Linked DNA regions of Homo sapiens: region 2 is linked to region 1. Evidence: read pairs that join two places in POLR2A ChIA-PET (ENCODE). Cell type or tissue: OCI-LY7. All regions are shown on one strand. Links, peaks and the distances in the headings refer to the core of each region. The heading gives the core; the rest is flanking DNA. Region 1 overlaps TMBIM6 (transmembrane BAX inhibitor motif containing 6). Region 2 overlaps FMNL3 (formin like 3).

What was found. ChIA-PET counts read pairs that join two places held together with the same protein. Peaks named below come from ENCODE experiments on the same cell type or tissue, not always from the same donor. Only the 100,000 strongest peaks of a DNase experiment are listed, where the experiment ranks them.
Region 2: POLR2A ChIA-PET joins it to region 1 with 16 read pairs; 6 of 35 experiments call an interaction of 5 or more read pairs at or near these places.

What each region holds. Positions count from the first base shown.
Region 1 is chr12:49,758,313-49,766,641 of GRCh38, forward strand. It overlaps TMBIM6 (transmembrane BAX inhibitor motif containing 6), which reads left to right. Exons shown (of 10, transcript NM_003217.3): 6 at 71-168; 7 at 371-450; 8 at 909-1,009; 9 at 3,392-3,467; 10 at 4,561-6,622. The coding sequence ends at 4,584. Among named protein-coding and RNA genes, the nearest start is that of TMBIM6, 21 kb to the left of the region's middle. RefSeq lists a silencer at 8,060-8,260. In OCI-LY7, for the core only: CTCF peaks have their summits at 4,899 (motif pointing right) and 5,115; a DNase peak (open chromatin) is centred at 4,889; H3K27ac peaks cover 1,129 bases.
Region 2 is chr12:49,683,180-49,691,508 of GRCh38, forward strand. All of the region lies in intron 1 of FMNL3 (formin like 3), which reads right to left. Among named protein-coding and RNA genes, the nearest start is that of FMNL3, 20 kb to the right of the region's middle. In OCI-LY7, for the core only: CTCF peaks have their summits at 4,980 (motif pointing right) and 5,189; a DNase peak (open chromatin) is centred at 7,662; H3K4me3 peaks cover 600 bases.

The DNA.
Region 1 (8,329 bases), core at 127-8,126:
TATGAATATACCTTCTAAATGTAGACCGTATACCTGTAGCCCTTAATCTAATGGTCTTTTTTTCTAACAGCATCCTTCCCACTGCTTTCATGGGCACGGCAATGATCTTTACCTGCTTCACCCTCAGTGCACTCTATGCCAGGCGCCGTAGCTACCTCTTTCTGGGAGGTAAGTGTGAACTGGGAAACAGGGAATGGGGGCTCCTTTTTAGCCAGAATTCTCACTAGTACTCCTTCCTTACCCCTAACTCCTTTGCGACTATTGAGTTGAGATTAACCTTCATTCTGGGGGAAGTTAAGGAATGGCTTTAATGGGATTGCTTTACTTTGCCTTGGCTTCTCTCAAGACAGCTTTTTGCTGTGTCTTATAGGTATCTTGATGTCAGCCCTGAGCTTGTTGCTTTTGTCTTCCCTGGGGAATGTTTTCTTTGGATCCATTTGGCTTTTCCAGGTAAGACTTAGCCTGGAACTTTCCAGCAGCCATTTGCCTCACACTTCTTTCTTTCCTTTTTTTTTTTTTTTTGCACTTCTTTCTGTACTACTTTGGGCAGTGCTCTCTAAGCCTTCCCATTATCCTTCATAGGATGGAGCCTTCTGCCACAAGTGAAAACAGGCTGCACAAGGTTGGGCATTGCTAAGAGAAAATGGTTTGCTCAGACACCATTTGTGTAAGGCCAGTCTGGCAGTGGCTGATTGTTAAAATGATTGAAACTCTTCCAGTGACCAGTGCAGTATTGTGCCTAGGGAAGTAAAGTGGTCTTCACCCTAGGCTGCAGTTCTCGTGAATGGTAATGTTCATAGGGTTCACATTTGATGTACTTTCAAGTGACTATGAGCCAGAAAGTATGGCTGGTTTTTTTTTCTCTGCAACTTCTGCTGTATAGTAACTTCATCTCTTACATTTGTTAGGCAAACCTGTATGTGGGACTGGTGGTCATGTGTGGCTTCGTCCTTTTTGATACTCAACTCATTATTGAAAAGGCCGAACATGGAGATCAAGATTATATCTGGTGAGTGTGGGAACTAGTCTTTAACAAGCATGAAGGTTGAGGCATACCGTTCAGCAGCTGAACTTAGGTTGGCATTGGCTGAACATAGGTGGCCAAGCTTTGGGAGTGTATGTGGTAGGAAACCCACGGTTTTGGAACTGTGTACCATAATCTTCCTCAATTCCTGAAAGATTTCAGATTTTTTAAAAATCTGGGCTAATAGGCCAGGTGTGGTGGCTCACACCTATAATCCTAGCACTTTGGGAGGCTGAGGCCACTGGATCGCTTGAGCTCAGAAGTTTGAGACCAGCCTGGGCAACATGGCGAAATCCCATCTCTACTAAAAATATAAAAAAATTAGCTGGGCATGGTGGCACATGTATATAATCCCAGCTACTCAGGAGGCTAAGGTATAAGAATCATTTGAACCTAGGAGGTGGAGGTTGAAGTGAGCCAAGATTGCACCACTGCACTCCAGCCTGGCAACAGAGCGAGACCCTGTCTCAAAAAAAAAAAAAAAAAAGTGTGGGGGCCGGGCACGGTGGCTCACGCCTGTAATCCCAGCACTTTGGGAGGTCGGGGCAGGCGGATCACGAGGTCAGGAGATCGAAACCATCCTGGCTAACACGGTGAAACCCTGTCTCTACTAAAAATACAAAAAATTAGTCGGGCGTGGTGGCGGGCACCTGTAGTCCCAGCTACTCAGGAGGCGGAGGCAGGAGAATGGTGTGAACCGGGGAGGCGGAGCTTGCAGTGAGCGGAGATTGCACCACTGCACTCCAGCCTGGACGACAGAGCGAGACTCCTTCTCAAAAAAAAAAAAAAAAAAAGTGTTGGGGGGTGGCTATATATTTACATATCCATAGTGGCTACCTCCAAGCAGAAGTGAGGGAAAGAGATCTTTCTCCTTTTCCTATTTATACTTCTGTATTTTTTAAACAATGAGTAGAAGATACACTCTTTTTTTAGAGACAGGGTCTCGCTCTGTTGCCTAGGCAGTAGTGTGGTGCCATGAACACAGCTCGCTGCAGCCTGAATTTACTGTGCTCAAGCAGTACTCCTGCCTCAGCCTCTTGAGTAGCTGGGACAACAGGCACGTGCGACCATGCCAGGCTAATTTATTTTTTGTAGAGATGGGGTCTTACCATATGCCCAGATTGGTCTCAAGCAGTCCTCTTGCCTTGGTTTCCCAAAGTGTTGGGATTACAGGCTTAAGCCACCATGCCCAGCCACTTTTTTTTTTTTTTTTTTTTTTTGAGACAGTTTTGCTTTGTCACCCAGGCTGGAGTGCGGTGGCAACATCTCAGCTCACTGCAACCTCCGCCTCCTGGGTTCAAGCGATTCTTGTGCCTCAGCCTCCCTAGTAGCTGGGATTACAGGCACTCTCCACCACGTCCAGCTAATTTCTGTAATTTTAGTAGAACGAGGTTTTGCCACGTTGCCCCGTGAGGACATGGTGTCGAACTCTTGGCCTCAAGCAATCTGCCTTCCTCAGCCTCCCAAAGTGGTGGGATTACAGACATGGGCCACCATGCCCAGCTCACTTTTTTTTTTTTGAGACGGAGTTTCGCTCTTGTTGCCCAGGCTGGAGTGCAACGGTGTGATCTTGGCTCACCGCAGCCTCCGTCTCCCGGCTTCAGGTGTTTCTCCTGCCTTAACATCCTGAGTAGCTGGGATTACAGGCATGCACCACCATGCCCGGCTAATTTTGTATTTTTAGTAGAGATGGGGTTTCTCCATGTTGGTCAGGCTGGTCTCAAACTCCTGACTCAGGTGATGCCCGCCTCAGCCTTCCAAAGTGCTGGGATTACAGGTGTGAGCCACTGTGCTCGGCACTTTTTTTTTAATGTAGTGATTCTCTCAGTCTCATGACTAATTAGTGGTAGTTAAGGGTTCAGACTTGGACCTCTGCAGAGTTCAGAGCGCTTGAGACAGGGCTTGCTCTGTCACCCAAGCTGCAGTAGGAGAGTGGCACTGTCATGGCTTACTGTAGACTCAAGCTCCCTGGGCTCAGGTGTTCCTCCCATCTCAGCCTCCTCAGTAGCTGGGATTACAGGCACATGCCACAATGCCCTGCTAATTTTTGTAGAGACGGGATTTTGCTATGTTACCCAGGTTGGTCTCGAACTCCTGGGCTCAAGCAGTCCACCTGCCTCAGCCTCCCAAAATGTTGGGATTACAGGCATGAGCCACTGTGCCTGGCCCAGTCTCTTTTCTCTATGCTGCATGACTTCGATGAGTCTAAAGGATCTCAGACACCAGAGTTTTACTTCCTTAGTTGGGGGTAAAGTGTGGGAGAAGCTGGCTCGTGGGGGTAGGGGTGGGGTTTATATTCTGCATCTTTGTGGGCTTGTGGATAAAAAAGTCTGAAGTACAGATCCTAATCTGGTTCTTGCCTTTCAGGCACTGCATTGATCTCTTCTTAGATTTCATTACTGTCTTCAGAAAACTCATGATGATCCTGGCCATGAATGAAAAGGTTAGTTAGCCTACAACCCAAAGATGAGACAATAATGGCTCCTGAGCTTGGCATGTGTGTATACTTCAGATTTGAAAACTTGCTCACACACTGTGTTAGGTCCAGGGTAACTGTAAGGCAGGCCACTGAGTAAGAGGTAAGCCAGAAGTCTTCAGTTGTTAGAAAAAAAGCAGCAAGTGAAAAAAAAATTTTTTTAACTAATTCCTGCGTTTAGTATGAAAGGGAAAAAAGCTTCAGTGGCAGTAAACACAACCTGCTACATGAATAATTTAAAGGCTATATAGTTGTGACTCAGAGAAAGGTATTGTGGAGGACGTTGTAAATTTCAGAAGTAGACTAATTTTATCCATTTGTTAATTTTTTTTTCCAAGGAAGCATTCTATATAGGGCTAATGAGTATCTAACGTAGTTGAGTCAAGCAGTGGGGGAAACAAATGAAATGAGCTTTTCTTTATAGACCTTATGGAGCTTAGAGATAGCATAGTGGTAGCGGGAGTAGTTGACCAGATAGGATTGCTGGCTCTGTCTGGGCTATGCCATGGTTGGACTGAGCACTAGGCAGATGTACAAGTTTCAGAACAAGCAACTGAATTTTCATTCCTTAATACATTGGGCTTCCATCCAAGATTGAATGAAGAATTCTGCTGGACCAAATTATTTCTGAATGTCAGTTTATGCCAGAGTCATGCTCACTTTGCAGGGTGGAGCACTTCTCGCGCCTAATGGTTGGTTGGTGGTCTTGGCCTCTAGTTTCACTCTTTGAGGATAGAGTGCCATCTGCAGCCTTCACTGTTGGGATCTGAGCTGTAGTGGCTGTGAATAGCCTAGAGTGGTCAGGCAGCCCACCTCGGCACTCCTGGGGTGGGGGTGGGGACAGCTGCTTAACCTTTATTCTTGGTCGGTCTGTCGGCAACTTTGGGAACCACCAGTAGGATGTGGTTAAGATTCAGTTCTTGCTGAGCTAAGGAAGCATTTCTCATTTCTTTTTAATTGTCTGGCTCACTTCTAGTCCCTAACTAAATGCTCACTCAAGAGTTTTAGCTTGAATGTCAAATGTCAAAAAATTAATTGGGTGATTTTTCTCCATTTCTAGGATAAGAAGAAAGAGAAGAAATGAAGTGACCATCCAGCCTTTCCCAATTAGACTTCCTCTCCTTCCACCCCTCATTTCCTTTTTGCACACATTACAGGTGGTGTGTTCTGTGATAATGAAAAGCATCAGAAAAGCTTTTGTACTTTGTGGTTTCCTCTATTTTGAATTTTTTGATCAAAAAACTGATTAGCAGAATATAGTTTGGAGTTTGGCTTCATCTTCCTGGGGTTCCCCTCACTCCCTTTTTTGTCAACCCCATCTGTAGCCTCTTCCTCTACTCAGGCAGTCGACCCGCCACGATGAGAAGTGGGACCAGCAGAGGGCGCCAACTTCAGGAGTCCGCTTTCCCACCAGGCTTCATTCACCCAGTGGACCTGAACTGTTTGGTAGAGCCACCCGGCCCTTCCTTCCTCATTGTTGTTTGGTATGCGCACAGTTCCTGTGGGACTGGGCCGTGAGTTTTCCATTGGAAAGAAGTTCAGTGGTCCCATTGTTAACTCAGCCTCAAATCTCAACTGTCAGGCCCTACAAAGAAAATGGAGAGCCTCTTCTGGTGGATGCTTTGCTCCCTCTGAGCTGCCCATGCTGGTCTGGCAAACACACCTTTCTGCTTTGCCTTCACAAAAGTAATGTGTTCCCTTTCCCACCCCTTGCCTGACCCTCAGGGAGTCAGCCTGCTTCCATCCATGGGTGGGAAGACTTCAGCACAAAGGAAAGACTAATTCTTGTCAGGCATTTTTGAAAAGGCTGATTATGTGTATCAAGGTACAGCATCGTAGGGTTCCCCTAAACTTGCCCTGTTTTTGTTTTTTTAGTTTGTTATCCCCTTACTGAGCGGCCTCTACTAGGTGGCTGTGATTAAATGTCCCAAGCAAGGATAGGGAAGGGGAATGGTTGAGCCTCTGGAGATCATTGTAACCAATCCTGCCAGACCTGTTTGGGGCAGTGGGGAGCAAACCTAGATAAGGACCTGTTTGGGGCAGCAGGGAGCAAAATCTCCTTTAACAACCAAGCAGTTCCTCATTCACATCAACAGAGCGAGGCTGTGATAACTTAGGAGGCAGCAATCCTAATAGTCCTTCAGTGCATTTTAGTCTGTCTCCAACTGGACACCAGTAGGTAGTGTCAAGCCAGAGATTCGGGGCAGTAGATAAATGTTCATTTTACTGATGCACTTTAGTTTTTGGTCTGTTACCTGTTTTCCAGAAATTTGTGGCCTTTTAGGCGGGAGTTAGGCGACCAAACCAGTGAGAGCCCCAATCCCTGCAGTTTTGTGGCTTCAAGTGTGGGTGGACAGTCCTAATGGGGATCTCCAGCTCCTTCCTGTGGGCTGCCACAGACAGCTACCCCCAGAAGGGTCAATGTTGGGAGTGGTTGTGGCTCTGAGCTGCTCTACAGAGCTTCAGTGTGAGAGGATCGAGCCATTGAAAGCTCATTACCAGTAGGACATAATTTTTGGCTCTCCCTATTCACAACCAGTGCACAGTTTGACACAGTGGCCTCAGGTTCACAGTGCACCATGTCACTGTGCTATCCTACGAAATCATTTGTTTCTAAGTTGTGTTTATTCCTGGAGTGACATGCCACCCCGAATGGCTCACTTTCACTGAGGATGCTGTCCTCTGATTTAGCTGCTGCCTCCAGCCTCTGGCTTGAGAACTTACTAAAGGCACTTCCTTCCTGTTAAACCCCTGTTAACTCTCCATAAATTTGGTGATTCTCTGCTAGGCCTAAGATTTTGAGTTAACATCTCTTGAAGCCAAACTCCACCTTCTGTGCTTTTTGCTTGGGATAATGGAGTTTTTCTTTAGAAACAGTGCCAAGAATGACAAGATATTAAAAAAAAAAAAGAAAGAAAAAAAAAAAAACACCTACTTTTAAAGAAAATACCTAACAGATTTTTAATATAGTTATCTCTACCACTTTCTTTTCTAGTTTCTTGATTTTCAGCTCAGGCTGCATTCTAACTCATACTGTGAAGACAAAGGTGTTTTTGATTCAGAAATATATGAAATCTGCATAGTCTTAATTTGTAAAAAATAAAGAAAATTCCTTAACCTTTCCTGGTGTTTGTGTTAAATTCAAGGGTACAGCTGGTCATGGAGCTTGTGATACTGCCAGGGTTTGCTACTGGGGGCTGGGAGTGGGACACGATTGAGTTCGTGTCATAAGTATGAACAGAGACAAAGACCTCCCACTCTGTAGCCCCAGCATGCCACAAATGTTGAGAATTTTCTCTGTCAAATATGTAAGCCAGTTTTTTTTCCAGTCCTCTCCACCCCCTGCCACCTTTGCTATATGTTGTTTGTGGTGATATGTGCAGTTGGTTCAGATGTGCAGCCAAGCTTTGGAGTTTGAGGATGCATAATGGAAAAAAGGCAAATGATACCCACTCATTCTGCAAGTATTTTTGTTCACCCACTGCTGCCCGGCTGTATTCTAAGTGCATTAGTTAATAAAGATGTAAAAGTTGGCCAGGCATGGTGGCTTATGCCTGTAATCCCAGCACTTTGGGAGGCCAAGGTGGGCAGATCTCGAGGTCAGGAGTTCAAGACCAGTCTGGCCAACATGGTGAAACCCCATCTCTACTAAATACACCAAAAAAAAAAAAAAAAAAAAAAAATTAGGCAAAGTGGCAGGCACTTGTAATCCCAGCTACTTGGGAGGCTGAGGCAGGAGAATTACTTGAACCTGAGAGGTGAAGGTTGCAGTGAGCTGAGATGCACCACTGCATTCCAGCCCGGGTGACAGAGAAAAAAAGTCGGCCAGGCGTGGTGGCTCACGCATGTAATCCCAGCACTTTGGGAGGTCGAGGCAGGCGGATCACCTGAGGTCAGGAGTTTTGAGACCAGCCTGGCTAATAAGGTGAAACCCCGTCTCAACTAAAAATAACAAAAAATAGCCCGGCATGGTGGTGGGCGCCTGCAGTGCCAACTACTCGGGAGGCTGAGGCAGGAGAATCGCTTGTACCCGGGAGGCAGAGGTTGCAGTGAGCCGAGAGCGCACCACTGCACTACAGCCTAGGCGACAGAGACTCCCATCTCAAAAAAATAATAAAAGTCCTTGTCATAGTTCAGATATGAGATTATCAATCGGAACTTGCATTACAATCAGGTTGCTCAATTCTGTGTTTGTGTTTTTGTTTTGATTTTTGGAGACAGGGTCATGGTCTTGCCCTGTCACCCAGGCTGTAGTGCAGTGATGCGATCATGGCTCACAGCAACCTCAGTCACCTGAGCTCAAGTGATCCACCTCAGCCTCCCGAGTAGCTGGGACCACAGGAACATGCCACTGCACCCCGCTGATTTAATTTTTGTAGAGGTGGGATCTCACCATGTTGCTCAGGTTATGTTGAACTCGTGTTCCTCAAACGATCCACCTTAGCCTCCCAAAGTGCTGGGATTATAGGCTTAAGCCACCATGCCGAGCCTAGTAGCTCAATTTTACCATGCTTGTTCTCCGCTTGTCATATTCATTGTAGACCCAGGCCTTCCTGTTAGAATTTGACCATTATTCTGACTGGTTCATCTAGGTTACTCCCAGTTGACCTGTTCGGACTCCACATGTGCCCGTGCCAACTAAGGATAGCCATTTTCCTTAAGCTTGGGAAATATTCCTTAAGCATCTTTTCTCTCTTGCTGACTTTGAGAAAAGACTGGTCCTAAAGACTCTTTAAAGCCCCCATTTTATCTGCTAGGGGAGAAGTACAAGGTGCAACACCTTTTGAGTGTTTACAAGGTCAGGCACTGTACAAAGTGCCTTACATGGA
Region 2 (8,329 bases), core at 44-8,043, 75 kb before region 1:
GACTGGAGAAAAGCTCACATTTTTATTGACAGTAGGCATAGATGACTCTCAAATATGTATTTCTATCCCAGACTTCTCCTTTGAGATTCAGCTTTAAATACTCAACCCCCATTAGACATTCCACCCAGACTTCCACAGGCTTTGCAACCTCATGTGTCTCAAAGTGGCCTCATCACTTTTCCTTCTAAGGTATTTCTTCTACTGTGTTCCCTTGTTAGAGTAGTTAACTCTAATCTAGCAAGCTAGAAATCTGGGTGCCATCCTCAATGCCTCCCTTCTCCCTCACCTCTATCCTCACAATGTAAAATCTAATCAGCCATCAAAAATTGAAATAAAATCTAATCAGTCATGAAAATTTAACTATTTATTAATAGTTAACATTTATTTGACTGTCCCATCATCTCCATTGTGCAAACTGGTCCCAGTTTAGGCTCCCATCATCACCACCACAGAGCCAAGGCCTTCCACTCAGCTGCCTACCTCCAATTCTGGTTCCTTCCCATGGTTGCCAGACTGACCTACCCACAACTCACAATCTGACTATGAAACACATAAAGCACAGTCTCTTCCACATGGCATTCAAAGCCCTCCTTACCACTTGAGCCCTGCCTCCCACGAGTCTCTGCCTTACACTTTACACTTCAACGGCACTGAGCAGCTCTGAGAGGGTTCTCTGAACACATCATGCTGTCTCAATTTAATGCCTCTGCTCATGCTGTCCTCTCTACCTGGAATGCTTTCTTTTCCAAACTTCTGTCCTATTCCTAAATACCCTTTTAGCCAGCAGAGATTTCCTTCTCTGGGCAATATTCCCCAAGCCCCACCTCTCTACTGTGCTCTCCCGATGCTTCCTGCATCTCTACAGAACTGCACTTAGACAGCTTTATGTTATAATTACATGTTTAATGTGTTTGTCTCCCCCTCTAGACTGAACTCCTGGGGGCAGGATGACTGTCTTAGTCACCTTTCTCCAGCTCTTAACACAATTCTAAGCACTTGCTGAGTGCATGAGTACTAGGCTACACTTGCTGAGTCTTTGAGGGCTGCTATCTTGCCCCCTCTCTGTTTCTAGGCAGGGAAAATGACACCTTAACCATTCTCAGTTCACCACCTCAGAGGCCCTCCTGAGTGCTGATGTGATTCTTTAGCCGCCCTGCCACAAAATAAGGCTCTCTCTGCCCTCTTGCCTCCAAGACAATCAGAAGCAGCTGGTAGTGCTTTTGTACTGTTATGACACCAACTTGACATTTCCCTGGATCTGTGGGCAACAAGTACTAGATGCTTTCTTTACAATTCTTGGAAAGAATCAACTGAGAAGCCAAATTCTACTGGACATTGTCTAGCTGGTTATCCTCTAGCTTCTGAGATGATGCTCAAAACTTTTAACAAGGACATTCTAGAGAAATGACAGATAAATGCTTTGGGACGCCACCGCGACCTGTTGCCCCATAAATGCACAAGAGATTCTTAATTCTTTAGTCAGCCACCATGCCAGCAATAATTAAACAAGCCCAAAGGGAGCAATTCATAGCTGCTATTGGACCATCAATCTGGAACTCATGACAGATGCCATCAGAAAATAATCTGCAGACGTGAGCACTTCATGAGGGAGCAGATTCACCAAGTGTCCTGCCTGCCAAGGGCCTGAGGATAATGAGTGCTTATATGAGGTTGATTCTGCTGAGTGGCAAGTAAAAACAAAATAACCACAACCACAAACGAGAAGTCTGTCCAAAGTAAGGGGCCCAAGCATACTCTGGACACAGAAGGGGTCCAAACAAAGATGCTCTTTCCTGGTCAGATATCTCTGGCCCATCCATTCTAGAACATTGTCTGGGCCTCACTTCAGGGCTGGCATTGAAATGAGAGGAGTATGTGATCTCAAGTCTACGAAATGAGCCCATATAACAGCAACTCTACCACCCCAGAGTTCAATAAAATCCCAGGAGCACAGGTCTCAACCTCAGCTGGTGTATGATGGTTTTACCCTTGGTAAACGCCCCCAGTTTTAAAATAAGGTCCAGGCCGGAAGCAGTGGCTCACGCCTGTAATCCCAACACTTTGGGAGGCTGAGGCAGGCAGATCACTTGAGCCCAGGAGTTCGAGACCAGCCTAAGCTGCATGGCGATATCCCTAGCTGGGCATGGTGGCACGCGCCTGTAGTCCCAGCTACTCAGGAGGCTGAGGCAGGAGAATCACCTGAACCCAGGAGGTGGAGGTTGCAGTGAGCCAAGATGGTGCCACCGGACTCCAGCCTGGGAGACAGAGAGAGACTCTGTCTCAAAATAATAATAATAATAATGTCCCTCCATGGCTACACAAGAGACAAAATGTGCTAAAGGGCAGGCCAACAAAAGCCAAGAATTACCCCAGTACCTGGAGGTCCCTAAAGCCTGTGGAAAGGTCATGACTAGGCCAACATTATTGAGTATAAAAGAAAGGTGACTAGTACGTGCTGTTCAGTGACTTTACAACTTCAAGGTACAGAAAAACAGTCTCTACCCTTCAACAATAATTCTTATTTCTTAAATATTTTTGTTAGGCTCCTCAATACCAGATCTCTGATTCAAGAAGTTAATGGCCTTCAAATAATATTTCTATTTAAGGCTGGGTGCGGTGGCTCACAACTGTAATCCCAGCACTTTGGGAGGCCAAGGCAGGGGGATCACTTGAGGTCAGGAATTTAAGACCAGCGTGGCCAACACGGTGAAACCCCGTCTCTACTAAAAATACAAAAATTAGCCAGGCTTGGTGGCGGGCGCCTGTAATCCCAGCTACTCGGGAGGCTGAGGCACGAGAATCACTTGAACCTGGGAGGCAGAGGTTGCAGTGAGCTGAGATTGTGCCACTGTACTCCACCCTGGGCGACAGAGCGAGACTCGGTCTCAAAAATAAATAAATAAAAATTCTATTTAAAATGTTTTGGTTTTTGGAAGGGGAGGGTTTGAGACAGGGTCTCACTTTGTCACCCAGGCTGGAGTGCAGTGGCATGATCATAGCGTACTGCAGCCTCAATCTCCCAGGCCCAAGCAATCCTTCTGCCTCAGCCTCCCAAAGTGCTGGGATTACAGGCATGAGCCACTGTGTCCAGCCTTCTACTTAAAATGTACTGAGCATCCTGGCTGGACGTGGTGGCTCACACCTGTAATCCCAGCACTTTGGGAGGCCGACGCAGGCGGATCACGAGGTTAGGAGACCAATACCATCCTAGCTAACACAGTGAAACCCTGTCTCTACTAAAAATACAAAAAAATTAGGCGTGGTGGCGGGCGCCTGTAGTCCCAGCTACTTGGGAGGCTGAGGCAGGAGAATGGCATGAACTCGGGAGGCGGAGCTTGCAGTGAGCAGAGATTCCGCCACTGCACTCCAGCCTGGGCGACAGAGCGAGACTTCATCTCCAAAAAAAAAAAAAAAAAAAAAAGTATTGAGCACCTTTATGTCAGTCACTGAGCCCCAAAACTCTTAAAAAAGGCTTGGCTGAGCATCCATCCCTACACTCCTTGCAGCTGCTTCCCAGACCAGACTTCATATTTCTCTTCAAGACCAGAACACACAGAGTGACTTCAGGAAATCTTGAGAGAATCAGACTTGAGAAGCCTAGGAAAGACAAGTATCTATTTACAGTTAATCAGCACCCTACCCGGCCCTGCAGACAGTTCTGACAACTGGAGCCAGGAAGAATCAACCACAGGCTCTGACTGGGGCCCACCTGAGGCTAGGAGCCAGTTGGACCCCCAGATGAGTACTGACTCTGATCCCCACCCAGACTGGCTGCACTGCCATAGGGAGCCCCTTCCTCGGAGACACACTCAGGCACTGGGATCCAAAGTTCATGGAAAGTTTCACTTTCTCTTATAGCTCAACCCCCAAAACTGCCTGATAATCTTATCATCTTATCTAAATATCTTCCCCATTCCTTTTTTTTTTTTTTTTGAGACGGAGTCTCATTCTGTCTCCAGGCTGGAGTGCAGTGGCGCGATCTCGGCTCACTGCACCCTCCGCCTCCTGGGTTCAAGTGATTCTGCTGCCTCAGCCTCCCAAGTAGCTGGGACTACAGGTGCCCGCCACCACGCCCGGCTAATTTTTGTATTTTTAGTAGAGACAAGGTTTCACCATGTTGGCCAGGATGGTCTTGATCTCTTGACCTCGTGATCTGCCCACCTTTACCTCCCAAAGTGCTGGGATTACAGGCATGAGCCACCGCGCCTGGCCCCTCTCTCTTATTTTTTAAGAGACGGGGTTGTCCAGGCTGGACTCAACCTCCGAAAGTCAGGGGATCCTCCTGCCTCAGCCTCCCATGCAGCTGGGACTACAGGCACATGCCACCACACCTGGCTATAACCCCCAATGACCATCTATCTCTTTATCTTACCTTCTTTTTCTTCATGGTACTTCTTGCTACTTAACACTATATTATATACCTGTAGATTTGTTTATTGTTCTCCCCAACAACAATGTGAATGCTATGAGACTGGCTTGTCTTTTTTGTTCACTGTGGTATCACTGATGTCTAAAATACAGAGTAAACACTCAATAAATAGTTGTTGAATGAATAAACGAGTGATCATGCAAAGATTTTTAAACTCTGCTTCCATCCTAGTGGGGCTACATGAGAAGCAAGACTGAATAATGCCTACTTTCCAGAAAGCCCTATAAACCTGTTGCTGAACCCTAACATTCCCTCCAAATATCTCCCTAAAGTCCTCCACATCTCACTCCCAGGCCCACAAACCCTAACCCACCCCAGAGCAAGTATTAAAGACAGAAAATGGAACAGCACCCAGGGAGGAGACACATTTTTCCTCCAGTTAAGTACAGTCCAGAACCTCTGCAAATTAAAAGCTCCCTCTTCACTGAATCCACTCAGCTATAGTTATAGGTCACACTTTTTATTTTTATAACCAGCCAACCCATCAAATTATAGGCTCAGGCCACTGGGAGGCACGCCAAACACTGGGGCCAGCCTAGCCTAGCAGAGGCACTGCCCCTTCTGGCCTGAGAGGGGGTACAGGAGTGAGGACTGAGCACCAGTCAAACCTGAAAGGGCAGAAGCCACCATCACCCTGCAGGGGACAGTCTAGCGAGAAGCCTGGATCTCACTCAGGCCAAACTGCTGCCCATAAGGGAGACAGATTCCAGGATTCTCCACACAGCAGACAAGAGAACTCTTAACCTTATAAAGCATACCTAGAAGTTTCCCTACAATTAATTTCCAAACTCCTTACCAAGGCCAACAAGGTCCCACATAATCTGGGCCCTGCTCACCTTTCCTATACCTTCTCGGACTCTCCTCAGCATCCTTGTAGACCAGTCTGGCCTTCTTGCAGTTCCTCAAATGTGCAAAGTTCTTTTCCACCCCAGGGCTTTGCAAAAGTTGTTCTCTTCCTAGAAAACTCATCCCCCAGATCTTTATATATAGCTATGATGATGGCTTGTGGTAAGTGGGTCTGCAAGAATGAACCAAAGAAACTGCTAAGAAGTCCATTACAACAGACCAGGCAAGAGCTGAAGATCAACTACAGTAGTGGTAGTACAGATAGAAAGGTGAGAGGGACAGCAGCCCAGACTAACTCCAAGTGCTTGGCCTGGATAATTAGCTGGAAGAGTGCCATTCCCCCCAAAATACAATGTATAAGAAAACACTAGCAGGTATAAAGTGGCTCACAAACATTGGACACTGTTACTATGAAATGAGATATATTTATTGAGCATCTACTATGAACAAGGCATTGTTAATAATAAAAATTATTTAGTACAAGACAACATTTTACCCTAAAGAAAGGCAAAAATGGGCTGGGCATGGTGGCTCATGCCTGTAATCTCAGCACTTTGGGAGGCTAAGGTGCAAGGATCACTTGAGCCCAGGAATTCAAGGCTGCAGTGAGCTATGATCACACTACTGCACTCCAGCCTGGGCAAGAAAGAAAGATCCTAACTCAAAAAATAATTTTTTTTAAAGGAAAGCAAGACAGATTTGGCAATGGAAAGAATTAGTTCAAAACTTGCTGACTAGAAATGGAAGCTTCTACATTTGAAGACTTCTGCAGTTCAAGGGTAACACATGGGATCATTTTCTATCCAGTTTCACTTAAATCAAATTATTCTGATTCTCTAACCTATGAGGATTGAGCATTTATCTCTCATATATATCAATCATTCAACTTTAAATGAGAAAACTCATGAATGGCCAGAGACCAGTTACCAACTATTCTCTATTCCCTGTTGAAACCCTGGGCAGGAAAGTCCCTTTTCTAACAATCAAGAAATGTTCAGGCTAGGCACGATGGCTCATGTCTACAATGCCAGCACTTTGAGAAGCTGAGGTGGGCAGATATGGCTTGAGCCCAGGAGTTCAAGACCAGCTTGGGCAACACAGCAAGATACCATCTCTACAAAAAAGTAAGAAGCACAACTGTAGTCCCAGCTACTAAGGAGGCTGAAATGGAGGACGGCTTGAGCCTAGGAGTTGGAGGCTACAGTAAGCCATGATCACACTATTGCACTTCAACCTGGGTGACAGAGCAAGCCCATTTCAAAAAAATAAGAAATGTTCAGACAAAACTCAGTGTGTACTGGCCATCTGTCCTGATCCAAGCTCACATCTGTCTATAACTAAACTCCTCTATTCCAGCAGCAGGGCTCCTGGCTGCCCCTCATATAGCTGCTTCATTCCTCCTCCTTAATTCCCTCCCATACAGCTCTGGCCTGGAACAATCTCCTCTCTCCTGATCTACAGCTGATTAAAGACCTGACTAAATCCCCTGTCCTCCTTAAAGCACTGCCTATTTAGCACTCCTATACCACACTGATCCTCCCCTAGCTCTCCAATCTTTCTGTGTTTATAGCTGTGTGGCACCCTATCACCTCATGATCTCACTTGGTCTTCACAAAAGCATGTGATTGGGCAAGACAAACAGTATTCCCACATTACAGATAAAATACAGCACAGAGTCTCACAGACAACCTGAGGACATGCACTTGCTTTAATTCTCTAGTTCAAAATATAGTTTTAAGTACATACACATTTTGTCTCTCCAACTCAGATAGCAAGCATTATCTTCTATTTATTTTGTATACCCCCAAGTACAAGGGAAAGTGCTGTGTATACAGCAGGCACCTATGACGTATTAACTTAATAAATCATGAAAGAAAAGAAAATGGAATGAACATTTAGAATAGACCCAAGACTTCCCAACCTAAAGCCTTCTTTGTTACACTCTCTCTTAACAACCTGTTCTTTGCCTTCCAAGAATATATCATAATTAAATATTTATTTAATATCTGTATTTTCCTCTAAACTCTATGAGGGCAAAGGAATTCTTAGATTTTTCACCACTATATACCTAGTGATATCAAGAGCACGTAGTAAATTTAAAACAAAAAACAAGAAAACAAAACTTCTCGAATAGCAGATGTCCTAGTAGGATAGCTAAGATCCAAACCCAAATCTGGCTGACTCTAAAGCCCAAATCTTTCCACCACACCTCTTAGCAAAGGAGAACTTGTTCGGTAAACTTTCCCCTATATTCTGCCACAATCCACTCAATCCACTCCAAAGCAGTAGTAAGAGCAAAGGAGAGTCAACCCCGCAAAAAGGAAACTATAGTTAAGAAAGTGGAGCTGGGCGCAGTGCCAGCACTTTGGGAGGCCAAGGCAGGAGTGCGAGACCAGCCTGGGTAACATGGTGAAACCTTGTCTCTACAAAAAATACAAGAATTAGCCAGGCGTGGTGGTGCACCTGTGGTCCCAGCTACCTGGGAGGGTGAGGTGGGAGGATCACTTGAGCCCAGGAGGCTGAGGCTACAGTGAGCCAAGATTGCGCCACTGCACTCCAGCCTGTGTGACAGTAAGACCCTGTCTGAAAAGCAACAACAAAAAAAACTGGGCTTTGGCATCAGGCTGCTTGGACTCAAATCCCAACTTTGCCACCTACTAGTGTGTGATCCTAGGTGAGCTATTTAACCTACCTGGACCTCAGTTTCCTCTTCTATAAAATGGAGATAACAAGTACTTCACAGAGTTGTGATGATTAAATGAGATAATGTGTGTAAAGTGTTTTGCATGGTGCCTGGTATACCATTATCACACAATAAATGTTAGCTATTAAAATTATTAGCTATCCTTATTCCTAGAAGGCAAGAACCTAGAGAAAATGATTGTCACGGTGGTCACAGCTGCTGAACCGACTTGACTTTGAGAAGCTGAGATGCAGCACAGCCTAGAGCTCAGGTTTATTCTCTTTGTGGACTTCTAGGGCTATGGCTGTGCCAAGGCTGGAGATGCAGCTTTCACTGGCCTGGAAATGACAGAGACTAAAAATACATAGCCT